Regions from separate parts of the Homo sapiens genome. Here region 2 is linked to region 1. Evidence: chromatin loops called from intact Hi-C (ENCODE). Cell type or tissue: heart right ventricle. All regions are shown on one strand. Links, peaks and the distances in the headings refer to the core of each region. The heading gives the core; the rest is flanking DNA. Region 1 overlaps GBF1 (golgi brefeldin A resistant guanine nucleotide exchange factor 1). Region 2 overlaps GBF1 (golgi brefeldin A resistant guanine nucleotide exchange factor 1).

Region 1 (16,423 bases), core at 2,869-10,868:
TTCATTCAACATGATGACTGAAATTTTTCCAAGCTATTGCATATATCAATAGCTTGTTTCTTTTTACTGCTGAGTAGTATTCATTGCCTGTATGTATCAGTTTCTTTATCCATTCACTGGTTGAAGGACATGTGGGATCTCCAGTTTGGGGCAATTATGAATGGAGCTGCTATAAACATTTGTGTATCAGTGTTTGTGTGAACACAGGTTTCCACTTCTTTAGGGTAAGTACCCAGGGGTAGGATTCCTGGGTCAAAAGGTAAAGGTGTGGTTAGCTTTACTGTCAAACTCTTTTCCAATGTCATTTTATCACTTTGTATTCCCACTAGCAATAAGAATTCTAGTTTCTCCACATCCTCTTCAGTACTTTGTATTTCAGTGTTTTTACTTAAGCGATTCAAGTATGTATGTAATAGTAGCTCCATGTGGTTTAAATTTGCATTTCTCTAATGACTAATTATGTTGAACATCTTTTCATGTGCTTATTTGCCGTCTGTATATCCTTTTGGGTGACATGTCTGCTCAAGTCTTTTATCCATTATTAAACTAAATTGTTTTCTTACTATTGAGTTTGGAGACTTCTTTATTCTGAATTCAAGTCCTTCAGTAGTGATACAGTTATTTCTAAGTATTTTCTCCCAGTCTTAAGCTTATTTTTTCATTCCCTTAACATCTTTCATAGAACAGACACTTTTACTCTTGATGAAGTCCAACTTATTAATATTTTATGGATTGTGTTTTGGTTTAATGTCTAAATTGACTCTGCCTAATTCCAAGTCACAAAGATTTCCACCCTCCCATTTTCTCCTAAAATGTTTACAGATTTATGTTTTTCACCTATGATCTATTTTCAGTTAATTTTTGCATAAGGTGTGAGGTTTAGATTGAGGCTCATTTTTCCTTTGCCTAAGAATTTCCTACTGTTTCCAACATATCTCATTAAGTTGTCTTTGCACCTTTGTCAAAAATAAATTGACCAGGTTGGGCACTGGTCCCAGCACTTTGGAAGACTGAGGTGGGTGGATCCCTTGAGTCTAGGAGTTCGAGACCAGCCTGGGCAACATAGTGAGATCATCTCTACAGAAAATAATTAAAAAAACGGCCAGGCGTGGTGGCTCACGCCTGTAATCCCAGCACTTTGGGAGGCCGAGGCAGGCGGATCACAAGGTCAGGAGATCGAGACCATCCTGGCTAACACGGTGAAACCCCGTCTCTACTAAAAATACAAAAAATTAGCCAGGCGTGGTGGCGGGAGCCTGTAGTCCCAGCTACTCAGGAAGGCTGAGGCAGGAGAATGGCGTGAACCTGGGAGGCAGAGCTTGCAGTGAGCGGAGATCGTGCCACTGCACTCCAGCCTGGGCAACACAGCGAGACTCTGTCTCAAAAAAAAAAAAAAAAAAAAAAAGGCATGGACCAGGAGCAGTGGCTCATGCCTCATGCCTATAATCCCAGCACTTTGGGAGGCTGAGGTGGGTGGATCACCTGAGGTCAGGAGTTCAAGACCAGCCTGGCAAACATGGTGAAACCCCATCTCTACCAAAAAATACAAAAATTAGTGGGGCATGGTGGCGCGCACCTGTAGTCCCAGCTACTGGGGAGGCTGAGGTGAAAGAATATCTTGAACCCAGGAGGTAGAGGCTGCAGTGAGCTGAGATCGTGCCACTGCACTCCAGCCTGGGTGACAAAGTGAGATCCTGTCTCAAAAAAAAAAAAAAAAAATTAACCAGGTATGATGGCATGTGCCTGTAGTCCCAGCGACTCAGGAGGCTGAGGTGAGAGGATTGCTTGAGCCTGGGAGGCTGAGGCTGCAGTGAACTGTGATCATACCACTGCACTCCAGCCTGGGGTGACAGAGTAAGACCCTGTTCCAAAAAATAAAAATTAAATTGGCCATATTTTTGTGAGTCTCTTCTGGGTTCTGTTCTGTTTCATTGATCTATGTGTCTAAGTCTGACAACACGACACTGTGTTAATTATTATAAATATATACTAAGTCTTTTTTTTTTTGAGACGGAGTCTTGCTCTGTTACCCAGGCTAGAGTGCAGTGGCTCGATCTTGGCTCACTGCAACCTTGCCTCCTGGGTTCAAGCGATTCTCCTGCCTCAGCCTCCTGAGTAGCTGGGACTACAGGAACGTGCCACCACGCCCAGTTAATTTTTTTGTACTTTTAGTAGAGACGGGGTTTCACCATGTTGGCCAGGATGGTCTCGATCTCTTGACCCTGTGATCTGTCCGCCTCAGCCTCCCAAAGTGCTGGCATTACAGGCATAAGCCACTGTGCCCTGCCGATATATACTAAGTCTTTTTTTGAGACAGAGTCTCGCTCTGTCACCCAGGCTGGAGTGCAGTGGCATGATCTCGGCTCACTGCAACCTCTACCTCCCGGGTTCAAGTGATTCTCATGCCTCAGCCTCCTGAGTAGTTGGGATTACAGGCACACACCACCTCGTCTGGCTAATTTTTGTATTTTTAGTATAGACGAGATTTTGCCATGTTGGCCAGGCTGGTCTTGAACTCCTGACCTCAGGTGATCCACCCGTCTCGGCCTTCCAAAGTGCTGGGATTATAGGCGTGAGCCACCATGCCCGGCTTATACTAAGTCTTAATAACAGTGGTGTGATTCCTCCAACTTCATTTTTTTTTCCAATATCATTCAGTGTTCCAATTCCTTTGCCTTTCCATTTCAATTTAAGACAAACTTGCCTTGTTGGAAGTTTGAAAGGAATTGCATTGAGTCTATAGATCAATTTGGGGAGACATGATATCTTTGCTATGTTGTGCCTACCAATTCATGAACTTGGTATGTCTCTCCATTATTCAGATCTTCTTGGTTTCTCTCATCACTGTACTGATGAGCGCCACCACGCCCAGCTAATTTTGTATTTTTAGTAGAGACGGGGTATCTCCATGTTTGTCAGGCTGGTCTCAAACTCCCAACCTCAGGTAATCCGCCTGCCTTGGCCTACCAAAGTGCTGGGATTACAGGTGTAAGCCACCGCACCCAGCCGAGGCTCTGTGTGTAACCCTCACACAGCATACAATTCAGTCAATGGACTAGTCTCACTCCTATCAATAGCCAGATATATGATACCCAAGACCTTCATCTGTCAAATTAGATAGTTGAAATCGGCTGGGCGCAGTGGCTCACACCTCTAATCCCAGCACTTTGGGAGGCCGAGGTGAGTGGATCACTTGAGGTCACGAGTTTCAGATCAGCCTGGCCAACATAGTGAAACCATGTCTCTAATAAAAATACAAAAAAAATTAGCCTGGTGTGGTGGCACGTGCCTGTAATCTCAGCTACTTTGGAGGCTGAGGCATGAGAATTGCTTCAACCTGGGAGGCAGAGGCTACAGTGAGCCGAGACTGCACCACTGCACTCCAGCCTGGGTGACAGAAGGAGACTCTGTCTCAAAAAAAAAAAAAAAAAAAAAGAAGAAGGTTGTTGGAATCTATGACTGCTAAGATATGTTCATTCCAGTACTTTCATTTGGTAAGTCAGTGCTTTATAGAAACCTACTGATGAAAAACTAGAAGGGTTAAACTTTTTAATGAGCCCACCAGGAACCTTCATTATCATGTCACTTCCCTACCTCTTCCAAAAAAGAGAATCATGATATATAAAGTTAACTTTCCTTAAAGAGTTTTGTCTAGGGAGAACAAGAGTTTTGCTCTCTAGGTTCAACTGTTGATTGCCAGGAGCATAAGAGAAGCTCTAACAGGAGCAACTCTGCAACAAGTGGGGTTGGGGGCAAGTTGAACTCCTAGTGGGGCATCACTAGTAAGGATATTTCTTTCTTTCTTTCTTTCTTTTTGAGACAGAGTCTTGCTCTGTCACCCAGGCTGGAGTGCAGTGGTGTGATCTCGGTTCACTGCAACCTCTGCCTCCTGGGTTCAAGCGATTCTCCTGCCTCAGCCTCCCAGGTAGCTGGGATTACAGGCATGTACCACCAGGCCCAGCTAATTTTTATATTTTTAGTAGAGATGGGGTTTCTTCATGTTGGCCAGGCTGGTCTCAAACTGCACTCCTGACCTCAGGTGGTCCACCTGTCTCAGCCTCCCAAAGTGCTGTGATTACAGGCGTGAGTCTCCACGTCCAGCCTTTAGTAAGGATATTTCTAATTTAAGGGGTAACTTTTTGTAAACATGTAATTTAAAAACAAACAAATTTGAATTTATAATCCTGGTGAGATGTTCAGATGGTTATCTAGAATAGTGCTTGTCAAATTATCTGTGATGAAGAGCAGTTTTTTCTTCTTTATGTCAATCCACTGCAGACCCATAGTTTTTTTTTTTTTTTTTGAGGCGGAGTCTCGCTCTGTCGCCCAGGCTGGAGTGCAGTGGCGAGATCTTGGCTCACTGCAAGCTCCCCCACGCACCATTCTTCCACCTCAGCCCCCCGAGTACCTGGGACTACAGGCGCCCACCACCATGCCCGGCTAACTTTTTGTATTTTTAGTAGAGATGGGGTTTCGCCGCGTTAGCCAGGATGGTCTCGACCTCCTGACCTCGTGATCCGCCCACCTCGGCCTCCCAAAGTGCTGGGATTACAGACGTGAGCCACCTCGCCCAGCCCGTGCAGACCCATAGTTTTATAAAATACAGTTAATTACTAGAAAAATTTTAAAAACATAAAGTCCAATTTTTTTATTACTAGAATCAACATACATGTAACTACTGTCACATTGTTATAAAATTTTTAAAATACTTTCAACTTCTGTATATATCTCTTTGTGTATAAGCAGCAGTTTGTAGGCTGCATCAGTTTTCTAGGGAACTGTTACTCAGAGATTAAACCATACCCTACAAAAATAAGTCATAATTTTTGACTGTTCAGGAAAATCCTCCAAATCCTAGGATATTACAGCTAAAATAGGGCCTGAAAATAATTTATAATGAGGTAACTGAGATTTAGGGAAGTTAAGTAATTTGTACAAGGCCAGTTAGTATTGGAACCAGGACTAGAAGCTAAGGGCTCTAGGTAGAATCATGGGCTTTCGTGGACGATTCAAATCCCAGTTCTGCAACTTAATAGCTATGTGACTTTAATTACTTAAGTGTTCTGGGTCTCTAATTTTATTACTTGTAAATGGGTATTAGATAATTTAAATAAATTACATTTAAAATAAATAATAATAGCAACTAACATTCACTGAGCGTATACTATGTGCCAGGCATGGTATTAAGCAATTTACACACTATCTCATTTGATGCATGTAAAACACTTGGTACAATGCATGGAATAAAGTGTATAATAAAGATAACTAAGATATTGTTCTAGTTTTTAGCTCTAGAGTCACAGCAGTCCAGTGTTCTCTATATTGTATACCAGTTCATTTCTTTCTTTTTTTTTTTTCTTTTTTTTTTTTTTTGAGACAAAGTCTCGCTCTGTCACCAGGCTAGAGTGCAGTGGAGTGATCTTGGCTCACTGCAACCTCCACCTCCCCGGTTCAAGTAATTCTCCTGGCTCAGCCTCCCGAGTAGCTGGGACTACAGGCACATGCCACCACACCCAGCTAATTTTTGTATTTTCTAGTAGAGATGGGATTTCACCATGTTGGCCAAGATGGTTTTGATCTCCTGACCTTGTGATCTGCCTGCCTCGGCCTCCCAAAGTGCTGGGATTACAGGCATGAGCCACTGCACCTGGCCACCAGTTCATTTCTTAAGATTTAAGTAAATATATATATAAAAATTCTACCTTTGACTCCTAAACCATAAAACAAACACAAGTTAAGGATAAATACTGAGATAACGGGTGGTTGATATTTACGGTACAATTTGGGATAGCACTTTTAATTTCTGAGGGCTTCAGCTTTCTCCAAGGTATCAGAGAAAGAACAGGCTTCCTTTTAATAAAATGAATTATTAAAGTACTCATTAACATTTATTACCTGCGCCATGCCAAGTGCTATGCACTTTACATACCTTCACTCTTCATAATTAACCCCATTTTGAAGATAAAAATGAGGCTTGGAAAGGATAACGAGATGTCCCCACCAGCTAAGATCATAGCACTAGCTAGTAGTGGAAACAGGAATCAAATCCAGGTCCATCCAACTCCAAAAGCTCTGCTCGTAGCCATCCGACTTTACTGCTTCCTACAAGGCTAGAACAGAAAGGTTTCTGGTGTCCTATCTCACGGTTCAGCCTGGCTGGGAACTGAGATTCAATTGTCTGGATCTTCTCCAGAAGAGTGAAAACTGCCTGAGTCCTTCAGGAGAAAAGTGCCATGATTCTGCTCATAGTAAGCAGGCTGAATAATTTCACAACCAAGGAGACATCTGACACCCCAGCCAAGCAGCCAAAATTCCCGCCCTGGAAGACTGTCAACCTCAAGGCACAAACAGTCCAGTAAACACAGAGTGCAGATTAGGTAGAGAGGTGCTCTGAAGGTGACTGGTCCATGTTCTAAGATGAGCCAGTCATCTGGGGGAAAAAGGGCACAAGGAGGGGAAATCTAACCCCCCATTGGAGAAAACACTTCGGATCCTTCCAGAATCAAATCCGGATCCAATTTCTGGACAGTCAGTGACAAATTACAACAAGAATTATTAAATTATTTCTGGAGAGGCTCATGAGTCACTTCAACCCAAAGCAAAGTGAAGCCCTTTGGAGATGTCTTGGTGGTGGTCTGCTCATACTGTACTCAATACGACTGGGCAGGGTGCTTCACTCCCCATATTATGACATTAAAACAGAAGTGTCAATTTGGCCCAATGTCTGTCTGAGAATCTGCAGATGTCCCACACCTCTTGTCTTCCCAAATGATGAGGTGACCTCTCCAAAATGGGGATGAATCTTGACTTTTTTTTTTTTTTTTGAGACGAAGTCTCGCTCTGTCACCCAGCCTGGAGTGCAATGGTGCAATTTTGGCTCACTGTAACCTCCGCCTCTCCGGTTCAAGCAATTCTCCTGCCACAGCCTCCCGAGTAGCTGGGACTACAGGCGCAAGCCACCACGCCTGGCTAATTTTTTGTATTTTCAGTAGAGACGGGGTTTCACCGTTATTAGCTAGGATGGTCTCGATCTCCTGACCTCGTGATGTGCCCGCCTCGGCCTCCCAAAGTGCTGGGATTACAGGGATGAACCACTGCGCCCAGCTGAATCTTGACATTATTTTCTCTTCTCATGTCAGAGCTGCTACCATCTCTGATAATCTATGTCAAAGGCCTCAACATGTGGCCTCAAGCACTGCCCTTGGACAAAACAGAATACTCTCCTAAGCTACAAGGGAACAGCCACCATCCTCCCAGGAGGCTGTGTTCTCCAGGCCGCAGCAGCCTTTTCTCATTTGGCCAGCATTGGGCTGGCACATTCCTGAGCCAAAATGCACACATAAGCTGCTTTCCCTGGTAGCAAAGCTCTTCACTCCTGAGTGACTCTTATCAGGGGCAGTTGGGCATTCTCAATTGGATTACGCTGACAAGGAAAAAGGCCTGCGGTATGTTATTTCAACACCATTTGGCTTCAGAAATGCCTGTCTCGACCTTTTTGCCCTCAGAGTCTACTTCTCTCTTCTTGCTTTCTAGAGGGTCACCAGCCTGCTCCCATGCATGTTCTTTACCCTGCAAATATTGGCCCATGTTCCTGGAGACAGAATGCCATCATTCACAAGATGGATCATGTATAACAGACTAATAAATCATAGCATGATAAAAAAAGAAATTAGTTCATTTACCCCTCTAACATTTCTGTATCCAGAGACAGACGACAAAAGCTTTTTGGTTTTAGGCTTTTCTGTCTGTATCTGTACATTCCATTTTAGGAGAAAGTGTTAGGTCTCATATGCTACTTTTCTGACTATGCTGTACACCCCAGGAATATATTTCTTGCAAAAGTCAAGATTGATAGTGATCTACAAAAATGTCTGATGTATGGTAAGCTCCGTAGGAAGAAGCTGTGTTCTTTTTGGTCACTAGAGGACATCAAGAGTAGTGGTCCAGGCCAGGTGTGGTGGCTTACACCTGTAATCCCAGCACTTTGGGAGGCTGAGGTGGGAGAATCACTTGAGCCCAGCAGTTCGAGACCAGCCTGGGCGACATAGTGAGACTTCAGCTGCACAAAATATGAAAAAATTAGCCAGGCATGCGCACCTGTGGTCCTGGCTACTCAGGAAGCTGAGGTGAGCCCTGATCATACCATTGCATTCTACCCTGAGCAACAGAGTGGAACCCTGTTTCAAAAAGAAAAAAAAAAAAAAGAGGGGTAGTGGTCCAAAGAATAATCAAAGCTAAACTTTGGCAAAGCCAGAAGCCTCTGGAATAACTGCCAAACCTCCCATACCTTCGTTTATCAGCTTCAAAGTTTTCCAGACCTATGAATGGACAGGTGGGAATTTAGGCTTGGTTCAGGAACGGATTCCAGAAAACACTGTCAACGGACAGGTCCCATACCTGTATTTCCTAGCCTGGGCTTAAGGGTCAAACCCAGATAGACCCTGCCCTATACAACAGGAGATATGAAATAAAGAAATGCACTAGGCCCAATTCTGATTCTGTCATTAACTGTGTGACCTTGGGCAAAAACACCTCATTTCTCTGGGCCATAGTTTCCTCATCCATTGGGATTTCCTGGGGAAGGTGGTGGTGGTGATAGTAATTTAACTAGATTCTTTAAGGTCCCTAAAACTTATGATTCTAAATGCAAAGTACCATTTGGAAGTAAATGCACATGAATGCAGACAGTCTAGCCTGGAGGGAAGGCAAGTCCTGTTTGTTTGTCTAAGCTCTTCACAGTGGCTCTTTTCTCAGCTATCACACAACAGTTTCTCAGATCTGCTTCTTTTTATCAAACACATTCTTAGCTTCTCAGGATGCTTCTAGACTTAGGGGGCTATTAACTTTGACATTATGATTTTTAAGAGACAAAGTATGATTATGGCTTAATCATTGCTGCATCAAGGTAAAAATCAGGATCCATAGATCCACTTAGGGCCAGCAGTAGAAGATAATGGTACCAACCACTTACATTGAAAAAGGCAAATTAGGCTGGGCTTGGTGGCTCACGCTTGTTATCCCAGCACTTTGGTAGGCAAAGGTGGGCGAATCACTTGAGGTCAGAAGTTAGATACCAGCCTGACCAACATGGTGAAACACTGTCTCTACAAAAAATATAAAAATTAGTTGGGCATGGTGGTGCGCACCTGTAATCCCAGCTACTCTGGTAGCTGAGGCACGAGAATCGCTTGAGCCGGGGAGGCAGAAGTTGCAGTTAGCCGAGATCATAACATTTTTACTCCAGCCTGGGTGACACAGCAAGACTCTGTTTCAAAAAAAAAAAAAGGCAAATTACAGTTGACCCTCTGTGTCTGTGGATCCAACATCAGTGTACACGATCAACCACAGATCAAAAATATTCAGAAAAATTAAGTGGATGGTTGCATCTGTACTGAACATCTACAAACTTTTTCCCTTGTCATTATTCCCTAAATATGGTATAACTATTTACATAGTATTTATATTGAGTTAGGCATTACAAGTAATCTAGAGATGATTTAAAGTATAGGGGAAGGCTGGGTGCGGTGGCTCACACCTGTAATCCCAGCACTTTGGGAGGCGGAGGCGGGTAGATCACTTGAGGTCAGGAGTTCGAAACCAGCCTGGCCAACATGGCGAAACCCTGTCCCTACTAAAAATACAAAGATTAGCTGGGCGTGATGGCAGACGCCTGTAATCCCAGCTATTCAGGAGGCTGAGGCAGAAGAATCGCTTGAACCCAGGAGGCAAAGGTTGCAGTGAGCCAAGACTGCGCCACTGCACTCCAGCCTGGGCGACAGAGCCAGACGCTGTCTCAAAAAAAAAAAAAAAAAAAAAAAAAATTAGCCAGGTATGGTGGCGTGCGCCTGTAGTCCCAACTACTAGGGAGGCTGACGTGTGGGGTGGATCACTTGAGCCCAGGGATGTCATGGCTGGAGTGAGCCATGATGGCACCACTGCATTCCAGTCTGGGCGACAGAGTGAGGCCCTGTCTCAAAAGACAACAACAACAAAAACAAACCCTTTGGAAAGTGTTCACTTTTCTGGCTGATCAATCCCTCAAAGGTCAACCCACCCTGTTTTTCTTCTCTCTCTCTTGCCCAGGCTGGTCTTGAACTCCTGGGCTCAAGCAGTCCACCCACCTTGGCCCTCAAAGTGATGGGACTACAGGCTTGAGACACCGTGCCCAGCCCCAATCTGTTTTTTTTAATGAATCAAAACCCCAAACCTTAACTCTCTGATTAAACATGAGGAGTTCCTGAATGTATACACCTTGAGGTTACATTTAAAGTCTGAAAACCCCAGGGATTAGAAATCATAATTTTATATTTTCTCCAAAACTGCCACTGATAAGTACTTTATGGAGCATCATGTTCATGAGGCCCCAACCTAACCCAGAGATTATGTAAGAACTCCTCCTCCCTAGATACCTGGTGCAAAAAGGTTCAAGATGACCATGACAGAAAATTATTTTTGCCATCTATATATGCTCTCTGGCTTGAACACCTTTGTCAGGACCTTGCCCCCATCTCCATCCCTATAGCAGCTCAACCTCTCCTTAGAGAGAGGATAGGAAGAGGATATATTTTTTCAGGGTCAAAATCCCTAACAGCATGTGTATCTCAGAGCAGGCTGCTTTCCGTAAATCTCTGCTCCTGAAATCGTCATTTTTGCCATCGTCTCCTTGCTGAGTGAGGCTGCCCTGGTCTGCCTCAGGTCAGATTTAGCCTCCACTTTCAAAAGATAAGACAGGCACTTAAAGGCAGCATACACATGGGAAAATAGTTTATTGTATGATTTTGTCCAATATGATGTATGAATCCTGATTAGAAGAGGAATGAGTTTCCTACCTTGGGCATTCCTGCTAAATAGCCAGATTAACTTGTTGCTAGGAGCTGCTATCTACCACCCTCACAAGAATCCCATTTCATTGCCAGAACAACAACCTTAATTTGCCTCAGACATCAGCAACAGCTACATTATATTATTTTTATTTATTTTTTTTTTGAGATGGAATTTTGCTCTTGTTGCCCAGGCTGGAGTGCAATGGCGTGATTTCAGCTCACTGCAACCTCCACCTCCAGAGTTCAAGCGATTCTCCTGCCTCAGCCTCCTGAGTGTAGCTGGGATTACAGGCGTGTACTACCACACCCAGCTAATTTTTGTATTTTTAGTAGAGACGGGGTTTCGCCATGTTGGCCAGGCTGGTCTTGAACTCCTAACCTGAGGTGATCTGCCTGCCTCAGCCTCCCAAAGTGCTGGGATTATAGGTGTGAGCCACTGCACCCGGCCAGCTACATTATATTATTAAACATAATTACCATATATAATTTTATTTTATCCTCCCAATAACTCTGGGAAATAGTGTTACTGTCCTCACTTTACAGATAAGGACACCGAGGCTCTAAGAGGTTAAGTGACTTACCCAAGGTCACACAGCAAGTGGAAGAGATAAAATTTGAATCCAGGTCTATTGTGACTCCAAAGCCACTGTATTATACTCTTCAATATTATACCATGCTATGGTACAGGGGGCTTTTTGTTTGTTTGTTTGTTTTGAGACAGAGTCTTGCTCTGTTGCTCAGGCTGGAGTACCATGGTGCAATTATAGCTCACTGCAAACTCAAAGTCCTAGGCTCAAAAGCAATCCTTCTGCCTCAGACTCCTGAGTGGCTAAGACTACCAACTCCTGAGTGGCTAAGACTACTGGCATGTGCCACCATGCCCAGCTAATTTTTTAAATTTTTTGTAGATAGGGGGTCTTGCTATGTTGCCCAGGCTGGTCTTGAACTCCTGGCCTTAAATGATCCTCCTGCCTCAGCCTCCCAAAGTGCTGGGATTATAGGCATAAGCCACTGTGCCTGGCCTATTGTATAAGTTTACTACTAGATATATTAACTGCATGACTTGGATGACAAAAATTTAAAACTTGGCCGGGCTTGGTGGCTCACACCTGTAATCCCAGCACTTTGGGAGGCCGAGGCAGGTGGATCATGAGATCAGGAGATTGAGACCATCCTGGTTAACACGGTGAAACCCTATCTCTACTAAAAATACAAAAAATTAGCCGGGTGTGGTGGCGGGCACCTGTAGTCCCAGCTACTCAGGAGGCTGAGGCAGGAGAATGGAGTGAACCTGGGAGGCGGAGCTTGCAGTGAGCCGAGATTGTGCCACTGCACTCCAGCCTGGGAGACAGAGCAAGACTCCGTCTCAAAAACAAAACAAAACAAAAAATTTTAAAACTCAACCATCCTAGAACTGAAGTTTCTTCTGCACCTCTCCTTCTCCTAACCAGTGACTAAACATTGTTAGTTATTGCTTGTAGTACTGCCATACAAATTAAGTGTCAGGTTTACCTAGGTTCCCTCCTAATCCAAAGAGGGAGAGTGAGGCCCCTTTAACAAGGCTGGCAGGGATAAATGAGGCCCACAGGGACTGGCCTCAATCATATCTCAGAGACCCAAGGACAGACTGATCCATCTGTCTTACTGAAAGCACAAGTTTGATGCGTATCAACCTTAAATACTAGTTCTCTTCTTTCTAGAGGAAATTGGCACATATTGAAAGGCAAGCAATTCAGCTATAGCATACAGACAAACCAGAGCTACTGTGGCCCTTCACTCTGCCTTGTTGTTTTCTGCATGCACTGTAGAAGACCAAGCCCCAACTTAAGCAGGCAATCTGAAAGCCCAGGAGAAATTAAAAACTTCTGTTGGTATACTTGACAACAGAACAATTTACCCCAGCTTTATGCAGTCATTACACTTGGAGCAGCTTTTTCAATACAAATTCCTTTCAGAGTCTAGTAAAAAATTTCATTGTTCAACAGCAGCATTATAGGTTTATTATCAATTATAACTATGTCAGGTCTTCTCTACCAGCCCTGAAAAAGACAAAGAGGAAATTAAAAAGAACTAAATTCTGAACTGACATTAGCAAAGTTTACAGATGATGAAAAAGCCTGAAGAGATAATAGTCAAAGCTCCTGGAGAAGAATCAGACAGTCCCCAGTCTCAATAACAGGACTGATAAGTAACCTTTCCCTATCCCTTCAGTGTATAGGACCTTACTTATTCACTCTCACTTACTGTACTATCAGAGTACAGAGTTAATGTTTTCCCAAGAGCTGGAAATAGTTACTACAGCAGCATATCATAAATTCTTAGTGACAACAAGACTAAGGGGTCTTTTTATTTTTATTTTTTTTGAGAGAGGGTTTCACTCTGTCACCCTGGCTGGAGTGCAGTGGCACAGTCTCGGCTCACTGCAACCTCTCAAGTAATCCTTCCACCTCAGCCTCCCAAGTAGCTGGGACTAAAGCGTGTGCCACCACACTTGGCTAATTAAAAAAAATTTTTTCTTTGTAGAGACGAGGTCCTGCTATTATTTCCCAGGCTGGTTTTGAACTCCTGGGTTCAAGTGATCCTCCTTCCTTGGCCTCCCAAAGTGCTAGGATTATAGGCATGAGCCACTGTGCCCAGCCAGATTAAGAAGTCTTTATGCTGTTTCAGCCACCCTCATGCTAAAAGGCTCAAGAACTTTATGATAAGGGATATTTCCCATTTTACTGATGGGGAAAACAAAAGCGTCAAAAATAGATGGAGCTAGGATAAGTATGGTAATCACTTGCCACTGCTGTCTCTAGACATGTCTGTGAGCTGGACAGTAAACAAATAAAGCTTATGGAAGCAGCAGTACCCTGAAAAGTCACACCTTATTTGCTCGAAAGGTGCTGACAGAACCTTTAAGACAGCTGAATCTGGAGGAGCAATCCTCAAAGGGTTGGAAAACAATTTCACAAAACATGGGACAGAAGCTGGGCCCAGCCAACACCTGTTTCCCCAACACTGTCTGTCTGTCTGTCTCTTGTTTTATCCCAACTGCACACTTAATACAAAAGCTCCATTATTCTGGTAAAGTTGCATTCCAGCCCAGAGTGCAGAGTTAATGTTTTTTACAGCCACATGCCTTCTTGTGACGGATGACCACTTTATAATAAAATACTTTATGCTCAATCAACTTACAAATAATGGGTATTCCATTACATGGCATTTAAAACACAACCAAATTCAGAAAAATCCAGAAAGAAATAAGAATAGAAACAAGAATGATTCCTAGAAAGAGAGGAGGGCCGCCAGAGAATCCTCTGTAAGTCCTTCACTCCCAAAGAATTTATCCATTCTCTTATTGAAGGATATTTGAGTTGTTTCCAGTTATTTACTATTACTGCTGTATACATTCCTATAAAAGTCTCTTTGTAAATGTGTTTGTTTCTCTTGACTAAATACCTAAGAGCGAAAGTGCTCAGCCACAGGGTAGATGTGCATTTAACTTTAAAAGAAACAGTTCTTCAATGTTGCTGCACACCCCTCCCCTCTCCACCAGCTCTATATTTTCCTCCCCTAAGGGCCTAGGTTCTTTAAGTTGAGGATTTGGCAGGAGAGAAGAAGCCACATCATGAGGATCCCTGCTGCCAGAGCACAGTGGCCTGAATCGGACACTTAAAAAGCTGAAACAGGTGTTTGAAACCCTACTCCAGCCTCCCTGTTTGGTGCCAGCCCCCTGAGAGGCTAAGGCTTGGCCAGGAGAATTCGGCTCATCTAATGGATGCCGATTAGAGACTTTTACAAGACATAGCTACATAATAGTGTATATGCTGTGACGTGGTACATTTAAAGCAGGTAAGTGAACATCTTAATCTTAAGGAGGGGGGCCTCTGGTGGTCCAAATGCTCTTGAGCAAAGGGTAGTCAGGCTACGTGCCAGATGAAAGCCCTTCACCAACCTCTACCTTTTCTCCTTATATATCCACACAATTGACTACCACTCAGAAAAGCAAAACAGAAAAAAACTACTGATATATGCAACATGGATAAATTCCAAAAACATGCTAAGCTAAAAGAAGCTAGCTATGAAAGAGTATATCCTGTGTGATTCCATTTATATGAAATCCAAAAACAAAACTTATCCATAGTGATAGAAAATGGTTTTGTATATATGTGTGGGGTTGGGGGACTCAAAGAGGCATGGGGGATATTTCTGGGGAGATGAAATGTTCTGTGTATTCTTTATTCATGCTGGTTACATGGTTTATACAATTATCAAAACTTACCAACTGAACACCTAACATCTGCATATTTTATTGTATGTTAATTATACCTCAAGTTGAAAAAAAAGGAAAGCCAGATGGGGGCTTGGGGTGAGCTTCCCCTACTTGGTATTATTTGGGAGAATGAAGAAAGAACAGAAGAAACAAGTTTGCTTCCCAACTCACCAGTCTGGGAGCAGAGACTCAACAGCCAGCTGAACTGCCACCTCAGTGCCCCTTGGGCAACCTTTGTAGAAAAATGAGGTTTTCAGGTGGTAGCTTATAATATTCTCATTGAAGCCCTGTTACTCCCCAAGGGAATGATATTGAAATGTCTTCAACAGTGTTTACTTCCCCATTGCTAAAAGTATGATCAGCATTCCAATTTAGAAGCAAGTTTACATACTTGGCGTAAACTTGCATACTAGGCCCTGAGCACTTAGAACTCAGATAGCGTTCAAAAAAATTAAATTATAACCATAGTAATAGACAAGTAAGACAGATCTTTAGTTCCAGAGCTGCCACTACTCCGTTATGAGGCCTTGCATGACATGACCTTTTCCGAGCCACAGTTCTTTCCGTATAAAATAGGCCAGGTGACCTCTATACTTCATTTCAGTTCTAACACTGTATGATTTTAGAACTCTTATAAGTGTAGGCTGGGCGCAGTGGCTCACACCTATAATCCCAGCACTTTGGGAGGCCGAGGCAGGTGGATCACTTGAGGTCAGGAGTTCAAGACCAGCCTCGCCAACATGGCAAAACCCCATCTCTACTAAAAATACAAAAATTAGTTAGGTGTGGTGGCATGTGCCTGTAATCCCACCTACTCGGGAGGCTGAGGCACGAGAATCGCTTGAACTCAGGAGGCGGAGGGTGCAGTGAGCCAAGATTGTGCCACCGCACTCCAGCCTGGGTGACAGAGTGAGACTGTGTCTTAAAAAAAAACAAAAACAAAAAAAACTTTTGTAAGTTCATATGGGTTCCAGTATGAGACGGGCAAGGAAAGCCCTATAGTCCTTCTCAGCATTTTTTCTTTCTTTTTTTTTTTTTTTTGAGACGGAGTCTTGCTCTGTCGCTCAGGCTTGGAGTGCAGTGGAGCAATCTCAGCTCACTGCAACCTCCGTCTCCTGAGTTCAAGCAATTCTCCTGCCTCAGCCTCCCAAGGAGCTGGCATTACAGGTGCCCACCATCACGCCTAGCTAATTTTTGCATTTTTAGTAGAGACGGGGTTTCACCATTGTTGGCCAGGCTGGTCTTGAACTCCTGACCTCAGGTGATCCGCCTGCCTTGGCCTCCCAAAGTGCTGGGATTACAGGCGTGAGCCACTGGGCCCAGCCCTTCTCAGCATTCGTAT
Region 2 (16,423 bases), core at 4,442-12,441, 53 kb after region 1:
AAATTTTTTTTTGTACAGACGGGGTCCCACTATGTTGCCCAGGCTGGTCTTGAGCTCCTGTGCTCAAGCAATCCTCCCGCCTAGGCCTCTCTCAAAGTGCTGGAATTACAGGCATGAGCCACCACACCTGGCCTAAATAGTGATTTTATGGCACAAAGGTTTTTGTTCTTGTTTGCCTGCTTTGTTACTTTTATAGTCTTCTATAGAATCAGTTAAACACAATTTTGGAACCTCTCTGATTCTATAAAACCTACATCAAAAAAACACCCAAAGGATTTTCCCAGTTATGAATTGTCTACTACGCCAGTAAATGACAACAGGAATATGAGGCCAGGGTTTATTTACAGCCTTAGGCTATTTCCTAGGAAGCCAAAGATGCTCTGGAATTTTTGTTTGTTTTGAGATAGGGTCTCACTATGTTGCTCAGGCTAGTCTCAAACACCTGGGCTCAAATGATCCTCTTGCCTTAGCCTCCCAAGTAGCTGGGATTACAGGCGCATGCCACCATGTCTGGCTTCCAGAATTTTTGAAAAAGTAAACTGATTCTCCATTGTAACAACCTCACCCCTGTTCTCTGCCCCACACTTCCACCCACCTCCTGTCACCAAGAGCTGAATAAGTATATTCTCACAAGGATTTCTATTATCAGGTATAGAGTAAGGTATGTACCAAGGAGGGAAAGACATCAATGAAACTGCATAGCTGGAATGATTACCAAACACAGAGGCAAGACAGTGTCCCTGGTTAGCTTTAGGGTCTGCCTGTGCAGTCCTCATCACTGTGGCTATCGACTTGCTTGTCCTAGAAAGGTGAAGAATAGTAAATAACTCCTAAGGCTTTTTTTTTTTTTTTTCTGAGACAGAGTCTTTGCTCTGTCACCCAGACTGGAGTGCAGTGGCATGATCTTGGCTCACTGTAACCTCTGCTTCCTGGGTTCAAGTGATTCTCATGCCTCAGCCTTCCAAGTAGCTGGGATTACAAACGTGTGCCACCACACCCAGATAATTTTTTTGTATTTTCAGTTGAGATGGGGTTTCACTGTGTTAGCCAGGCTGGTCTCAAACTCCTGGCCACAAGTAATCCGCCCGCCTCAGCGTTCCAAAATGCTGCAATTACAGGCGTGAGCCACCACATGCGGCCAACTCCTAAGGCTCTTATCTGACTGGTATACAAAGGACCAGATGAATCTATCTAGTGACAAGTAATTTCGTTTTTTTTTTTTGTTTTTTTTTTTTTCCTTTGAGACGGAGTCTCGCTCTGTCGCCCAGGCCGGACTGCGGACTGCAGTGGCGCAATCTCGGCTCACTGCAAGCTCCGCTTCCCGGGTTCACGCCATTCTCCTGCCTCAGCCTCTCGAGTAGCTGGGACTACAGGCGCCCGCCACCGCGCCCGGCTAATTTTTTGTATTTTTAGTAGAGACGGGGTTTCACCTTGTTAGCCAGGATGGTCTCGATCTCCTGACCTCATGATCCGCCCGCCTCGGCCTCCCAAAGTGCTGGGATTACAGGCGTGAGCCACCGCGCCCGGCCGTAATTTCGTTTTTAAATCACTCCCGAGCATTAGGTCTTTATCTCCATTTTGGAGATCCTGGATAGAATCCAAAAAGAGCTCATATCATTATATCATTATATATCTCAGTCTGAAAAAAACATGGTAACACTGTAACTCTAGTCAGTCTAGTTCATTTGCACCAAATTTTAGAGGATCAGTAGTAAATAGGTGGAGAAACCACAAAGGATTATCTGAATCCAGTTGAAGTGCTCTCATGAGCAGAAGCCTCCTTTGACCAGCTGCCATGGATGTCCCAGCAAAACGGGTAGAGGAGGTAGATCGATCATGCTTACTGGCTTGCTTTAGAAAAACGGAAAGTTTTTACTAGCGCTTATGGCTGAGACAGCAAAGGAAGAGAAAGAGATATTTGCCATATACATATTGGACAATTTCAGAGACATAAAGGTTTGGGAGAAGACAGGGAGACAGGGCTGACTGGGGAGAACAAAATTTTTCAAATTAAAAAAATCAATCTTGAAGTCCCAGTGAACATCTAAAAATTTCCATTTAACTTCCTGCAAGGCCAGCCTCCAAGATGACTCCCAGTGATGTCCCCAGTGATTACATCTTTATGTATTTAGGTTGGTCTATGTGACTAATATAATATAGCAGGAGTGATGGTTACTCCTGAGGTTTACTTCTGAGGTTGGGTCAGAAAACAAAGTGTGGCTTCTGCTCTCTCTCAGATCATTCACCTATGGAGAATCTAGTTTCCATGCTGTGAGCAGTCCTATTGAGAGGCCCACATTGTGAGGAACTGAGGCCTCTGGCCAACAACCACATGAATGAACTTGGAAATGGATCTTCCAGCCCACCCCTTCAAATGACTGCTGCCCTGGCTGACATCTTGAGAGACCCTAAGCCAGAACCACTAGCTAAGCAGCTCCCAGATTCCTGACCCTTAGAAATTGTGTGAAATAGACCAGGTGCAGTGGCTCATGCCTGTAATCCCAGCACTTTGGGAGGCCAAGGTGGGAGGATCACTTGAGCCCAGGAGTTTGAGACTAGCCTGGGAAACACAGTGAGACCTCATCTCAAAAAAAAAAAAAAAAAAAAAAAAAAAGAAAATAAAATAAAAGAAACTGTGTGAAATTTTTTTTGTTTTTTAATTTTAAGCTGCCACATTTTGGGGGGTAATTTGCTACCCAGCAATAGATGGGTAGGAGAGGTAATTTGTTGGGGTAATTTGTTACCCAGCAATCGATAACATAATAACATAACATCAAACTAAGCAAGTTTGATGGGGAAATGTACCATTTGATATCATTATTTCATCTACTGGTTGAGAAAGAATCATCTGCAAATTAAAAGTGGTTATTGCCTATGATACCATTAAAAGCTAAATATGCCTAAAGAAGGGGCTCCACTGGAGGGAATGAATTGTCCTTCTCTTCCAACACTAATCTAAGGCTTGTCACAGCCAAAAAGGCCCCATCAGAAGAGTCCAACACAGTCCCCTCCCAGTAATTATATTACATATCCTACAGCCATAAATGGGGGTTAGTTAAGGGTAGGTTTCACATACAAGGCAGCCACTGTAAGGGTGTCGTCTCACATCAGAGCAGTCAAGGGGTTAAAGTTGAGGCAGCAAATTTATCCCCAGAGATATATGTCTAGCACAAAGCTGAGATTCACAAGATTCTCCCTGAGTTTTCCTTACCTCTAAATGCTGGAATAACTGATGCTCACTGAATTCCGATATTTGTATGAATAAAAATGAAGGGATTTAGCAAATCTTGTTCCTGCACACAGTTGTCAAAAAAAATCTGACCTTTACAACAGGAAAAAGAGGGGGGATTTAAAGATTTAAAGAAGAGGCAGTGACTGTCTGATGTATAACAAACCTTTGAAAAATTATGAAGCAGTGAAAATCCCCTACAGGTCCCAACAAAATGTGTCCAATTTGCATTCCAGCAAAGCTTTCCATACATACCATTTGGCTCCTGTGTGTACTTCCAGGCAAATAAATCCCGAGGAATAATCCCACTGGGACCTAAGTCTGATCTCTGATATATTACTGCTACACAGCTCCAGACCAGGCTCCACAAACTGCCTTTTTGGTTCCAAATAACTAAATCAAAGTCATCCTGATAAGCTTTGAAAACAGGGAATGCGAGGAGTGGTTTAATGAATGTTACAACTCAACCTATTATAGACCACAGTACATTAGGAGAAGAGAAAGAAAGACAGAAAAAAAAAAAAAAAAAAAAAAACCCTTATGCTTTTACATCCCCAAATCTCTCAAGGCCAAATCCAGACATACCTGTCATTCACCACACCTCACTATAAAGCCTTGTTCAAAGCCTGACTTTGATCAAATGGTTAGGATGAATTTGCAAACCCAACAACACTGTGTATTGTGGTGGGGAAAGGAGGAAGGTAAGTAGAGGCTACAATTTTGTTTACTTTGAAAACAGGTTCAACCTTTTTTTTTAAAGCAACCAATGGCAGCAATAAACACTAAAATGTATTCTGATTTATAATATTTCAAGGAGATACAGCAAACACATTAAATAGCAAAATAATTTTTTTCTAAAAGTTAGAAAAACCTACCACTCAACATATAAACTGGAGAAAACAGTCAAAGAAAAAAAAAGAAGGAAAGCTACAATTCTAGAAAAAACGGAGAGAGCTAGAAGTTCCAGCGTCCTAGATTTCTGTACCAGTTTTCTCCTTTCACAAGAAGAAACTAATTTTCACCTTTCACAAGAAGAAAATAATTTTCACAAAAGAAAAACAAACTAAAACATTAATCACAGTGACTATTAGACAAATCACAAAATATATAGATGCAAGAAGTAGAAACTGAGAGACTAAAAAAGAGAGGGGTAAGAAGAGAACACTTAGGAACTCAACAGTTTGATGTAGAAGACATCAAAATAAGAAACCACCCAGCCACACAGTAAGGAGATGGGAACATTAGAGTTTTAATATCTGTACATAGTATCATTGTAAGTAGTGGCGAAGTAACATCCAAATTCAGTTTATATAGCACCTTAAAAAGAGCCAGTCATTTATCAGGAATTAGAGTTAACTCCCTCCCCAGAAGGTTATTCTGTGAGCAGGAAGATAAGCTGGTAATGTGTAAGCAAACTGAGCTACCTGTATAGTCAGCAAGACCTAGCCTATTGCCTGGTCCAGGATTCTGATGGCAAATGAAACCAGAAATACCATCATCTACTTTCAAGACCCAAAGTGTAACTGACACTCTTCTTTTGGCAAGTCAGAATTCGACCCTGTCTAGGCAACCTGTAAAATCTGTAAAATCTGTGTTCGCTGTTTATTGGAAATTTTGGAAGAAAGTAATCCTTTAGTATAAAAGCTAAAATCTCAATACCTTATTTGGCCCAGAAGAGCCATCCAGTTATTTCAGGAGAGAAGCATGTCAGAAGATCCATAAGACCTGAAAGGAGCTTTATCATCAAAGTCCTATCCAGTCTCAAAAGCTTTTGAAGCTATATAAAACAAAACAAACACAAATAACAAGTGTTGGTAAGGATGCGGAAAAACTGGAACCCTCATGCATTCTTGGTGGGAATGTAGTATGGTTCAGCTGCTATAGAAAACTGTTTGGCAGTTACTCAAAAAGTTAAACATAGAATTACCATACAACCCAGCAATTCCAGTCCTAGGTATATATCCAAAGGAATTGAAAACAGATACTCAAATACATGTATACACATGTCCCTAGCAGCACTATTCATAATTGCCAAAAGGAAGAAATGGTCCAAATGTCCATCAACGAATGAATGGATGAACAAATTGTGGTATACACACACAATGGAATATTATTCAATCCTAAAAAGAATTGAAGTGCTGATTCATGTTACAGCATGGATGACCCTCAAAAACATTATGCTAAGAGAAAGAAGCCAGACATAAAAGGACACATATTATATGATTCCATTTATATGAAATATCCAGAATAGGTAAATTTACAGAGACAGAATGCAGATGGATGGCTACCAGGGGCTGGAGGGGAAGGGAAAGTGTGGAGCAACTGCTTAATGGGTACAGGATTTCCTTTTGGGGCGATGAAAATGTTTTGGAATTAGATAGGGTACATTGTGAATGTACTAAATGCCACTATATTGTTTCACTTTAAAATGGTTAATTTTATGTTATATGCATTTCACTTCAGTTTTTTAAAAAAGCTCTTGAAAATACAAGTAAAGATCCTCTTATCTCTAATTTGACTTTATTTTTCTAAAGTGCTTTAACAGGATATGAGCTTCCCTTCTAAGAAACCATGAACAATTTCCAGTTAAAGCCTGTCGTGTCTCCTCTATAGTTTTTGTAGAGACAAGCAGGTACCTCAGTCCATAGTGCAAAGGGTCACTTGGGATTCTTGCAAAAAGTGAAACTTACCTAGTTGCTTTCCACTCACCAAAACTGGTTGCAGAAATGTCAGTGGACGTCTATGTCTGTATTCCCACTGGAGGCTCACTGAACCTAAGCTTCTTTAGCAGCTAAAAAGTCTCCCCTCCTTGGAGACTTAACATCTATTGAGACTTCACAAAGATTTCACATTATACAAGACCACAGTAAGAAATTTCCTCCTCTTCCACCACAGCTCAATTCGGAGTTCTTTGGAAACACAGGTACTTCACTGTCTCCTGTTTTGCATTCTGAATAAGAGATCCTCCCACGTTTTTCCCCTACCTACAGGTTAAAACTTGCCAACAGACAAGACTTACTGGTAGAAGCACTTTGAATAGTCATTCTTCATATTGTCACTTTGTCTTTCATATTTCTCTTTCAAATTGTTGAGGCAAAAGCATTTTCAGAGTATGAGGTCTATCCTCTAGTATTCAATACCTGTTACATCTTTGCTGTCATCAACAACCTCCCAGCCTCCTAGCAGAAGGCCTCAGTCACCCAAGCCCTTAAAGACTCCTATAATTGGTGGTTTATACTTTCTCCCCTGTCCTAATCCCACTTCATCATGCCATGAAGATACACAATATTTGCAAATTTTCTAAAGCTCTTTCTCATTGTTTTGCTCATTGCTATTTCCACAGCTTCCTTTTGGAGATAAAGCCAGGCCCTTCCTGGCCTCAAGAATTTACCTGTGCCTGGACACAACTAGAAGAGGGCAATAGTCACCAGAGGGTCCAAACACAGCTTCTATGCTCATAGCTACATATAATAAAAGCATAAACGGAGAATGATCCCCTTTCCCATTAATTAAAATGGCTCTACTAACAAGTGGTTGTTAAGGGTATCAATAAACTGCCTACCCTCTGTCATCTTAGGTTGAAGTACTTTAAAAGTTACCTTTTAGGATCCAGGTACTATCTTCACTACTACTTCTCTGGGCAAGATGAGTGACTCCTTACCTTAAGATCTGATGGTTTGTACCTCAATAGTTTCCACCTCCTTGTGATAATCTTTTAATAGTATCTAGGATCATTAGTAACCCGCTACTTTACCTCCTCTCACCTCTCCCCTTTACTCATCCCTCCGGACAGAGCATTCAGAGTCAGTTAAGTGCCATGTCTTATTGAATTTTTAAATTTTTCTACTATCTCTTAGCACTGCAGTTCTGTGAATCTCCTTACTCCAAGCCAGAACTTCAGCCTACCCAATTAGAGACTGGAATTTAAAAACTCATGTTCCTATTCCCAGATAGTTAACACCACACGTGCTGGAAATAGGCTAGTTGGGTTAGTGTTCATGCTATACTCTCAGCAGACTTTCCTACTGAACCTGGTATCCAACAACAGGGACCAGTAAGCAGCCTGAAGTCTGTTGCCAGGGAACAAGGCTAACTCAGGATTTTCTGCCATCAGTTCCTTTGGTAGACATAGCAGAATCAAAGAGAAAGGGGTTTTCCCAAAATAATTGTGATTAAAATAATAATGTTAATTTGTCTCCAGCAAGACAGAAGAGTCCAGGAACAAGCTAGACTCACCTCTGTCTCTTGTTCCTCTTCAGTAAATGGCCCACCTGAAGGTTAGCTGTAAGTCTGCCCTTATTCACGTGAAAAGCAAATAAATAACCTCATCGCCTTTTTCCAAATCATAATCACACTTTAAAAGAAGCTTTTACTGTATAACCTTGAAAATGTTACTTAATTTTTCTGGAACCTGAGTTTTATCTGTAAAAGGGGAATATTAATAAAGGCACAGTCTATCTTGTGAGTTTTTGTGAAACTTGAAAAGAATACAGGCGGCCGGGCGCGGTGGCTCACACCTGTAATCCCAGCACTTTGAGAGGCCGAGGCGGGTGGATCACAAGATCAGGAGATTGAGACCATCCTGGCTAACACGGTGAAACCCCATCTCTACTAAAAAATACAAAAAAAAAAAAAATTAGCCGGGTGTGGTGGTGGGCGCCTGTAGTCCCAGCTACTCAGGAGGCTGAGGCAGGAGAATGGCAGGAACCTGGGAGGCGGAGCTTGCAGTGAGCCAAGATCGCGCCACTGCACTCCAGCCTGGGCGACAGAGCGAGACTCTGTCTCAAAAAAAAAAAAAAGAAAAGAAAGAAAAAAGAAAAGAAAAAGAATACAGGCAAACTGTTACAGCCAAGTGGAACCTAACAAGATGTGATGACTAAATGTAATGTGGTATCCTAGATGGAATCCTTGAACAGAAAAAGGCCATTAAGTAAAAACCTAATGAAATCTGAATAAAGTATGGACTTTAATTAATGATGAATCAATATTTGTTCATTAATTGTGACAAATGTGTCATATTAATGTAAGATGTTAATAACAGGGGAAACTGGGCATTGGATAGATGAGAACTTCTTTACAACTCTTCTATAAATATGTTTATAGAAATAATCTATTATAGATTATGTATGAGTCTAAGTTATAATATAACAATTTATATAAATATAATTTATAGATAATTTATAAAAATATAATTTATAGATTATAATTTATGTGCTTTATAGATTCTAAAATTGAAAGGCTATAATGAAAAACCACTTTATAAATTATAAAGTTCTAGTCAATTGTAAAATATCACATAATTTAGTAGATTTAGTATTTTATGCAGATTGTTGGTAAGGTAGGTAGCTATCTTAAGTAGCTCAGATAACAGAGATCACTTGAAGAGTTAAGTGCTGGTGTGGAAGAGTCTAGCCCCCAGAAATATCCCAGCTGTTTCCTGCCAGCTGGTGCCTCATGTCTGACTTGCAATAGAGTTGATTTTCTTTACGTAATTATTTTTGCCTCTCAACCCGTCTATTTCACTAAAAGAACAGTAACTTTTTAAAAAGAGGCTTTAAGCAGATAGGTGCTTTAATTTAAAACTTCAAAAAGTGAAACTTAAGGCATGGGTACGATAATTTATTAGGTCCATTTCCTAACTGGCTGAAACAGATCTGATCTCTACTCCCAACTTCAAATGTAGAAACATGCAGACATCCAGAGATAGAATTCAGCAAGTGTACCCATCCCCTGCCAACTCCTGCTCTGCCCTGGGAAAAAAAAGAAAAAGAAGAAAGCAAAAGTCCCAGAAGTGCAGGAAATTGTTTCTCAGACGAAAGACAACACTTCCTTTCCCAGAACAATCCATCTCCCACACTGACATCCTGCTCCTGCTATATTTACCCAACCCAAATCTGCCGATGATATACTTCCAGCTGCACTCCTGCCACATGGTCCTGTCACTCAACTGGAGCACTCAGAGGGGAATCTGTCCAGAGGGCAGAGCCTGGAAATCACTACACACTAATCCATGCTTCCTCTATTGCTAGCCTTCAGAGTAAAGTGAGACAAAATATGGACAGTATTACTCCCTGTTTATTTTGGAAGTGACTGGGGAGACAAGAGGTACTTCATTTTATATAGTTGCTAATTTTGACTGCTCTCATGGTAGCCAGCAGAGGAACCTGAACAACGAAGAGATTGAAATGGGAGGTTAAAAATAACTCTGTTAATGCTAGCAAGCCAAAAAACATCACTTAATAGCCTCTTCCTACCCAACCCACTAGGATCAGGCTATCAAGTCACATTACAGGGTAAAACCTTCAGTTCCATGTAAACAGATCCAAGGAGTCAAGGATGGGACAATTTCATTCACCCCATCTCATCCTATCTCATAGAACATTCTACTGAAAGGGGAAAACCCACACACTGGACTGGGTAAAGGTAAATGTTAGAGCTGACTCCCATTTTCCTATTTTAGGAGTTCTGTATTCTCTGTCCTTCTCTCCTACCCTTGCCTCCCCATCCCCAAGTTCTTTGCTTCTGCCCCTTTCCTCTTTCTGACTCTCTAGTTGTTTTCTTTTGTCTCTACTTATTTCTCTCTCTCTCTCTCTCTCTCTTTTTTTTTAAGACAGGGACTCCTCTGTCACCCAGGCTAGAGTGCAGTGGTGCCATTATTACTCACTGCAGCCTTGATTTCTGGGGTTCAAGAGATCCTCCTGTCTTAGCCTCTCAAGTAGCTGGGACTACTGGTGTGTGCCACCATGCCTGGCTAATTAAAACAAAAAAAAATTTAGTAGAGATGAGGTCTCACTAGTTACTCAGGCTGGTTTCAAACTCCTGAGCTCAAGCAATCCTCTTGCGTCGCCCTCCCAAAGTGCTGGTCATTACAGGCGTAAGCCACTTTTTTTGAGGGCAAGGTTCCCTCGAAGAAACAACTGATAGCTGATAAGGCATTCATTAGTAATGGTCATAATTATCATATCATTAGCCTATTCTCCGTAGTAATAACAATAAAAAACCTGAGTCTCAAGAAGCAATACTTCTTTTTCTCTCTGCTTTTGGAGGCTCAGTCATGCATCCTAATCATGCTTCAAAGGAATGAAAGGAAAGGCACAAGGAAAAAATACAGAAAAATAAGAGGGAAGGAAAGAAAAAAATGATAGAAAAGGAGAATAGGAAAACGTTTCTCCTAACCTTTTCTCTCTTAAAGCTCCTGGACAATGGGCATTTCCAAACTTTATGGATTTTGTTAAAGCTTAAGTGGAAGTGCTTAATAAGATGAATCAAGCTATTAAAATAGATTTGAGAACAAAAGCTGAAATATAATGATGAATTCATAGCAAATCCCACTTATTAAAAGAGGGAGTAAATTTTAAAAAAAGAATCCACTTCACATGGCTGTTGTCAGTCTGGCTTAGAGAAAAAGCACTTATGCTGTTGGTTGAGTGGAGAACAAATTCCACTGGGTGATGTGGCCATTCTAGGAAATTACCAAGTTCCAAGTCAAGCCTCATTGAGCCAAACCTTTTTCCAATTTTCAAACTCTTTTTAGTTATTAGATTTAGACATAAAAAAATATAGATCTTTAGGGTATGCAATTGTGTTTCTTATAGGAAGAGAAACAAACAGAAGCAAGCTAGAAAGACAGTTTGTGTCCACCTAAGAACAAGTATTTTAAGCAACCACTCAAATTTCACCATAACTGCAACCAGAAATTGGTTCAGGCAAGAATTATCAATGTATGTTAGGTATTAGAGGGAAAGTTTAAAGAGGAGTATGATCTTCAAATGTTTCCCTACAGATTGCTTATTAGTTGCAAGGGGAAATAACATCTACACAGTAAATAAATCAGATTAACACTTGACCAGATGATCAAAATTAGTATCACCAATGAACAGCACCTGCAGTTGTGATACCCTGAGAAGGACCCTATATCAGTAGTGGTATATATTACAGATTCACGATAGACACACACCACCTGAATCTAACCATAAGAAAACATCAGACAAACCCAAAATGAGAAATATTCTTGAAAGAAATAAATAAATTAGGGAGACTATAGTTAACAATAATTTGCTGTATATTTCCAAATAGCTATAAGAGAAGATTTGAAATGCTCCCAACACAAAGAAACGACAAATGTTTGAGGTGATAGATATCCTAAATACAATCATTACACATTGTACTCATGTATCAAAATATCACATGTAACCAATACATAAGTATAATTATTATGGATCAATTTTTTAAAAAGAAAGAACACAGACATGAACTGGTCTGTAGTTATAAAAAATGTCAATGTCAGCTGGCTGTGGTGGCTCATGCCTGTAATTCCATCACTTTGGAAGACCAAGGCAGGAGGACCAGTTGAGGCTGGGAGTTCTAGGCTGCAGTAAGCTACGATCCCACCACCAGACTCTGTAAACAGTTATGGAGTTACAGATAACTCCATAACTCTAAAAAAAAAAAAAAGTGTTTTTGTTTAATGTTTTTTTGTTTGTTTTCTTAATCACCCAGGCTGGAGTGCAGTGGCATGATCATAGCTCACCGCAGCCTCCAAATCCTGGGCTCAAGCAGTCCTCCCACCTCAGCCTCCTGTGTAGCTGGGTCTACAGGCACACGCCACCATGCCCAGCTAATTTTTTTTATTTTTTGAAGCAATGAGTTCTCACTATGTTGCCAAAGCTGGTCTCAAACTCCTGGCCTCAAGCAACCCTCCTGCCTTGGCCTCCCAAAACGCTAGAATTACAGGCATAAACCACTGGCTGAAAAAATTTTAAAAAAATGTTTTTAATGCTAATGTCATGAAGCATAAAGAGAAGCTAAAGAACGGTCCCAGATTAAAGGAGACTAAAGAAACATGACAACTAATGTAATTTGTGATCCTTGGCTGAAGGGGAAAAAAAAAACAAATAATAAAAGTTTATTGACAAAATTGGAATATGAATAGTAAATTATTGTATCAATGCTAAATTTCTTGAATTTGATAACTATACTTAAATTAGTAAGAGAATATCCTTGTTCTTAGGAAATATGCACTGAAGTATTAAGGGATAAAAGATCATGATAGGCTGGGTGCGGTGGCTCACGCCTGTAATCCTAGCACTTTGGGAGGCCGAGGTGGGCGGATCACCTGTGGTCATGAGTTCGAGACCAGCCTGGCCATCATGGCGAAACCCTGTCTCTACTAAAAATACAAAAATTAGCTGGGCGTGGTGGCGGGCGCCTGTAATCCTAGCTACTCAGGAGGCTGAGGCAGGGAGAATCGGTTGAACCCGGGAGGCGAGCCGAGATCACGCTATTGCACTCCAGCCTGGGTGACAGAGCGAGACTGTCTGAAAAAAAAAAAAAAAAAGTCACAATGTATATAACCTACTCTCAAATGATTTAGAAAAATTTATTTATTTATGTACTTTTCTTTTTTTGAGACAGGGTCTAACTCTGTCACCCATGGTGGAATGCAGTGGCATGATCACAGCTCACTTCAGCCTTCACCTCCCAGATTTAAGTGATCCTCTTACCTCAGCCTCCCAAGTAGCTGGAACAGCAGGCACATGCCACTACACCTGGCTTTTTAATTTTTTGTAGAGATGGAGTCTACCTATGTTGCCCAGGATAATCTCAAATTCCTGAGCTCAAGTGATCCTCTCATCTTGGCCTTCCAAAGTGCTGGAATTATATATGTGAACCACTGTGCCCAGCCAAAAAATAATTTTATGTCTATATATACATACATACATACATACGTGTGTGCATGTGTGTGTGTGTGTGTGTGTGTGTGTAAGTAGCAAAAGGACATATGGGAGACCTATTATTCTTGCACCTTTAAATTTGAAATTATTTCAAAATAAAAATTCAAGAAAATTCACCATCTGTTCATTTGATTCAATGTCCTGATACCAATTAGGTAAAAAGGAAATAGGGATGAATTCACATTCTAAATAGCAGTAAAACAACCTCTAGTAGCCAACTTTTTGCTTCCCTTTGGAGCTTTTGTTAGACTATTACCAACCCAAATATTTCCCATTCTCTACCTTCCTTTACTACATGCACACAACCCATTTTGTTGACTATTGAGCCTACGGCCTACCCAGGATTACTTAGGACCCTGGCACCATCTCCCATTCTCTAAATAAAAAGCAGTTCTACCAAAGGCAAGCACTACTCATTTTCTTCCTTATAGAACCTTGGCAACAGAAACATTTTTTTTTTTTTTTTTTTTGAGGCAGAGTCTAGCTCTGTCGCCCAGGCTGGAGTGCAGTGGTGCAATCTCAGCTCACTGCAACCTCCACCTCCCAGGTTCAAGCGATTCTCCTGCCTCAGACTCCTGAGTAGCTGTGACTATAGGCGCCCGCCACCATGCCCAGCTAATTTTTTGTTTTTTTAGTAGAGACGGGGTTTCACCGTGTTAGCCAGGATGGTCTCGATCTCCTGACCTCGTGATCCGCCTGCCTCGGCCTCCCAAAGTGCTGGGATTACAGGCATGAGCCACCGCGCCAGGCCTTTTTTTGGAGATGGAGTCTCCCTCTGTTGCCCAGGCTGGAGTGCAGTGGCGCGATCTCAGCTCACAGCAATCTCTGCCTCCCAGGTTCAAGCGATTCTCCTGCCTCAGCCTCCCCAGTAGCTGGGATTACAGGCGCTCACACCCATGCCCGGCTAATTTTCATATTTTTAATAGAGACGAGGTTTCACCATGTTGGCCAGGCTGGTCTAGAACTCCTAACCTCAGGTGATCCACCTGCCTCGGCCTCCCAAAGTGCTGGGATTACAGGCGTGAGCCACCACGCCCAGCCCAGAAACATTATTTAAAACCCCTGAAATGAAACTGATTAAGATGCAGTCTTGGCTCACTTGGGAGGATTAATGAAACCTACTTGGAGTCTGAGAACCGAAGTCCATTTTCCTTTGACTATTTTCCCTACAATGCTTCTGTCCAGGTGGACTGAACCAAGAACTTTTTTTCCCAGGCCAGAGGGAACAAGGATCCTATCAGAGTCAACAGATTCTGGTCACAAAAAGTATTTAGCTATAGTAGGTATTAAATAATGTAACTTGGATATAGATTCATCCCAGAAAAAAAGAGGCAAAGGAGAAAGAATTGCACTTTAAATTCAGAACACGATAAGCCATTCAAGCAAATGACAGGTCACAGGTCTTTCTGTGGACTACATTTGTACTCCAACATTCACTCCAACTTTCTCTTTTAGAAAGTTCTTAACCACTGTTTAACTGTTTCACTGCCTCACCACCTCTTTCTACCCTTGAAAATCCTAGGAATACTATTCCTACACAAGGGGACGGTCTCTCTGAGGTCTCAATGCTCCCAAAGGCTACTTCTAGGTGCTTTCTCTGGGATTCAAAAGACAAATATATGATGAAATGTCCTATTGATTATGAAGCTAAATCCTGTTCAAAGTTACAAGGGTTTTGGTACTACTTTCCTCACATGAGACCCTTGGGCTAAAGGTAGTAGGCTGCTACTAAAAAACACTTTTGTTATTTGTGAACTGGGACTATTAGACCCTGGCTGGAAAAAACAGCTTTCCTCATTCTTTTAGCAACATAAGGTAAACAGCTACTAAAATCTGTTTTTGGCTGGGCGCAGTGGCTCATGCCTGTAATCCCAGCACTTTGGGAGGCTGAGGCCGGTGGATCACTTGAGGGCAGGAGATTGCACCACTGCACTCCAGCCTGGGCAACAGAGCAAGATTCTGTCTCAAAAAAAAAAAAAAAAAAGTCCTGGCGCGGTGGATCACACCTGTAATCCCAGCACTTTGGGAGGCCAAGGCGGGCAGATCACCTGAGGTTGGGAGTTCAAGACCAGCCTGGCCAACATGGTGAAACCCTGTCACTACTAAAAATACAAAAATTAGTCTGGCGTGGTGGTGGGTGCCTGTAATCCTAGCTACTTGGGAGGCTGAGGCAGGATAATTACTTGAGCCCGGGAGGCAGAGGTTGCAGTGAGCAAAGATCACGCCACTGTACTCCAGCCTGGGCGACAGAGTGAGACTCCCTCTCAAAAAAAAAAAAAAAAAAAAAAAAAAAAAATCTTTGTTTTGCACCTGTAGACTTCAATGTCCTAAAAATTGTGTCAGAAGCCCAAGCCAAAGAGGACTCAAATGCAAAGTTGAATTTTATTAGAAAAAACAATCAGCCATTGATAACTTATCCTATGGTTCAACTGTGGTCAGTTGTGGTCCGTCTGTGATGTGGTCAGTCTGTGATGCACAGACTGATTAATCAAAGGCCAATATAAAGAGACTAATCATATCATAGAACATATTATAGGTGAAAAAAATTTTTTTAATAGACTAATCAACTATAAGACATTCAAGGCCCTAAAAGCAGCTAATGAAGCTGCCATGCACAGAATTTCCAGGGTCACTGCCAAGCAGGCAGGGCTAGGGCACAGGGTGGAGGTGGGACAGACAATGTGGACAACACCAATGCTATTCTTTTGACCATCCTAGAACCTCTTTCAGCAAACCAAAGCATACAACAATTTCCTGAGGTCACGTGTGGAAACTGGCAGACTTCAAACTAGTGCCCAGTTGTCTGCTCAAATTCCAGAGCTTCTCAAATCACCAGCCCACTAGACCATAAACTATGAGAACAGGAACTGTGTCAGTCTCCTTGAAAACTAGGTCCCTAGAACCTAGTTCCATTCCTGGCACATAGTAAGTAATCAACAAATATTTGTTGAACTTCCACTAACAGAAAAGTTCCTGGAGAAGATGCTCTTTTGGAGTCTTTCGAGGACAAATGATTCCCTCAGCTCACCAAGATGATTCAAAAGGGTGGCCATGTCTAACATGATATGTCTAAACAATCTGTATAGCATCACATAAAAGGGATAAGGTGCAAAGTGACTAATCAGTCATAATTACTTCCACAATTCTTATTTCCTTGGGGAAGAATACTTACTCTAATATTTTCCAGGATTATAACGACTCAAATAGGCTCAAATTAATCTCTGCCTGGCAAAAGCTGATTCATCCAGAAACAACCATCTAAATAGAACTGTCTTACTGAAATCAAAGTTGATAGGGATGAAGAATCCACTCATTCCCAAAAGTCAAGGGGGCTAAGGTGCCTCACAGAGTCCTTCACAGAATGTCAAGAAAATGGTGAGAAGGGCACCCTGACTCAATATCCTCCTTGACTCCTTGCCCATGAAATAACATTGCAGACAGACAAATTCAAACCAGTGCT

What was found. Peaks named below come from ENCODE experiments on the same cell type or tissue, not always from the same donor. Only the 100,000 strongest peaks of a DNase experiment are listed, where the experiment ranks them.
Region 2: it touches region 1 in a loop (8-fold over the local background); 16 of 110 quality-filtered maps call a loop at or near these places.

What each region holds. Positions count from the first base shown.
Region 1 is chr10:102,325,250-102,341,672 of GRCh38, reverse strand. The region is part of intron 3 of GBF1 (golgi brefeldin A resistant guanine nucleotide exchange factor 1); the gene reads right to left. Among named protein-coding and RNA genes, the nearest start is that of NFKB2, 62 kb to the left of the region's middle. In heart right ventricle, for the core only: no CTCF peak of the experiment used is centred there; DNase peaks (open chromatin) are centred at 6,312 and 7,322; H3K27ac peaks cover 3,379 bases.
Region 2 is chr10:102,273,536-102,289,958 of GRCh38, reverse strand. The region is part of intron 3 of GBF1 (golgi brefeldin A resistant guanine nucleotide exchange factor 1); the gene reads right to left. Among named protein-coding and RNA genes, the nearest start is that of GBF1, 36 kb to the right of the region's middle. In heart right ventricle, for the core only: no CTCF peak of the experiment used is centred there; a DNase peak (open chromatin) is centred at 9,158; H3K4me3 peaks cover 1,334 bases; H3K27ac peaks cover 6,056 bases.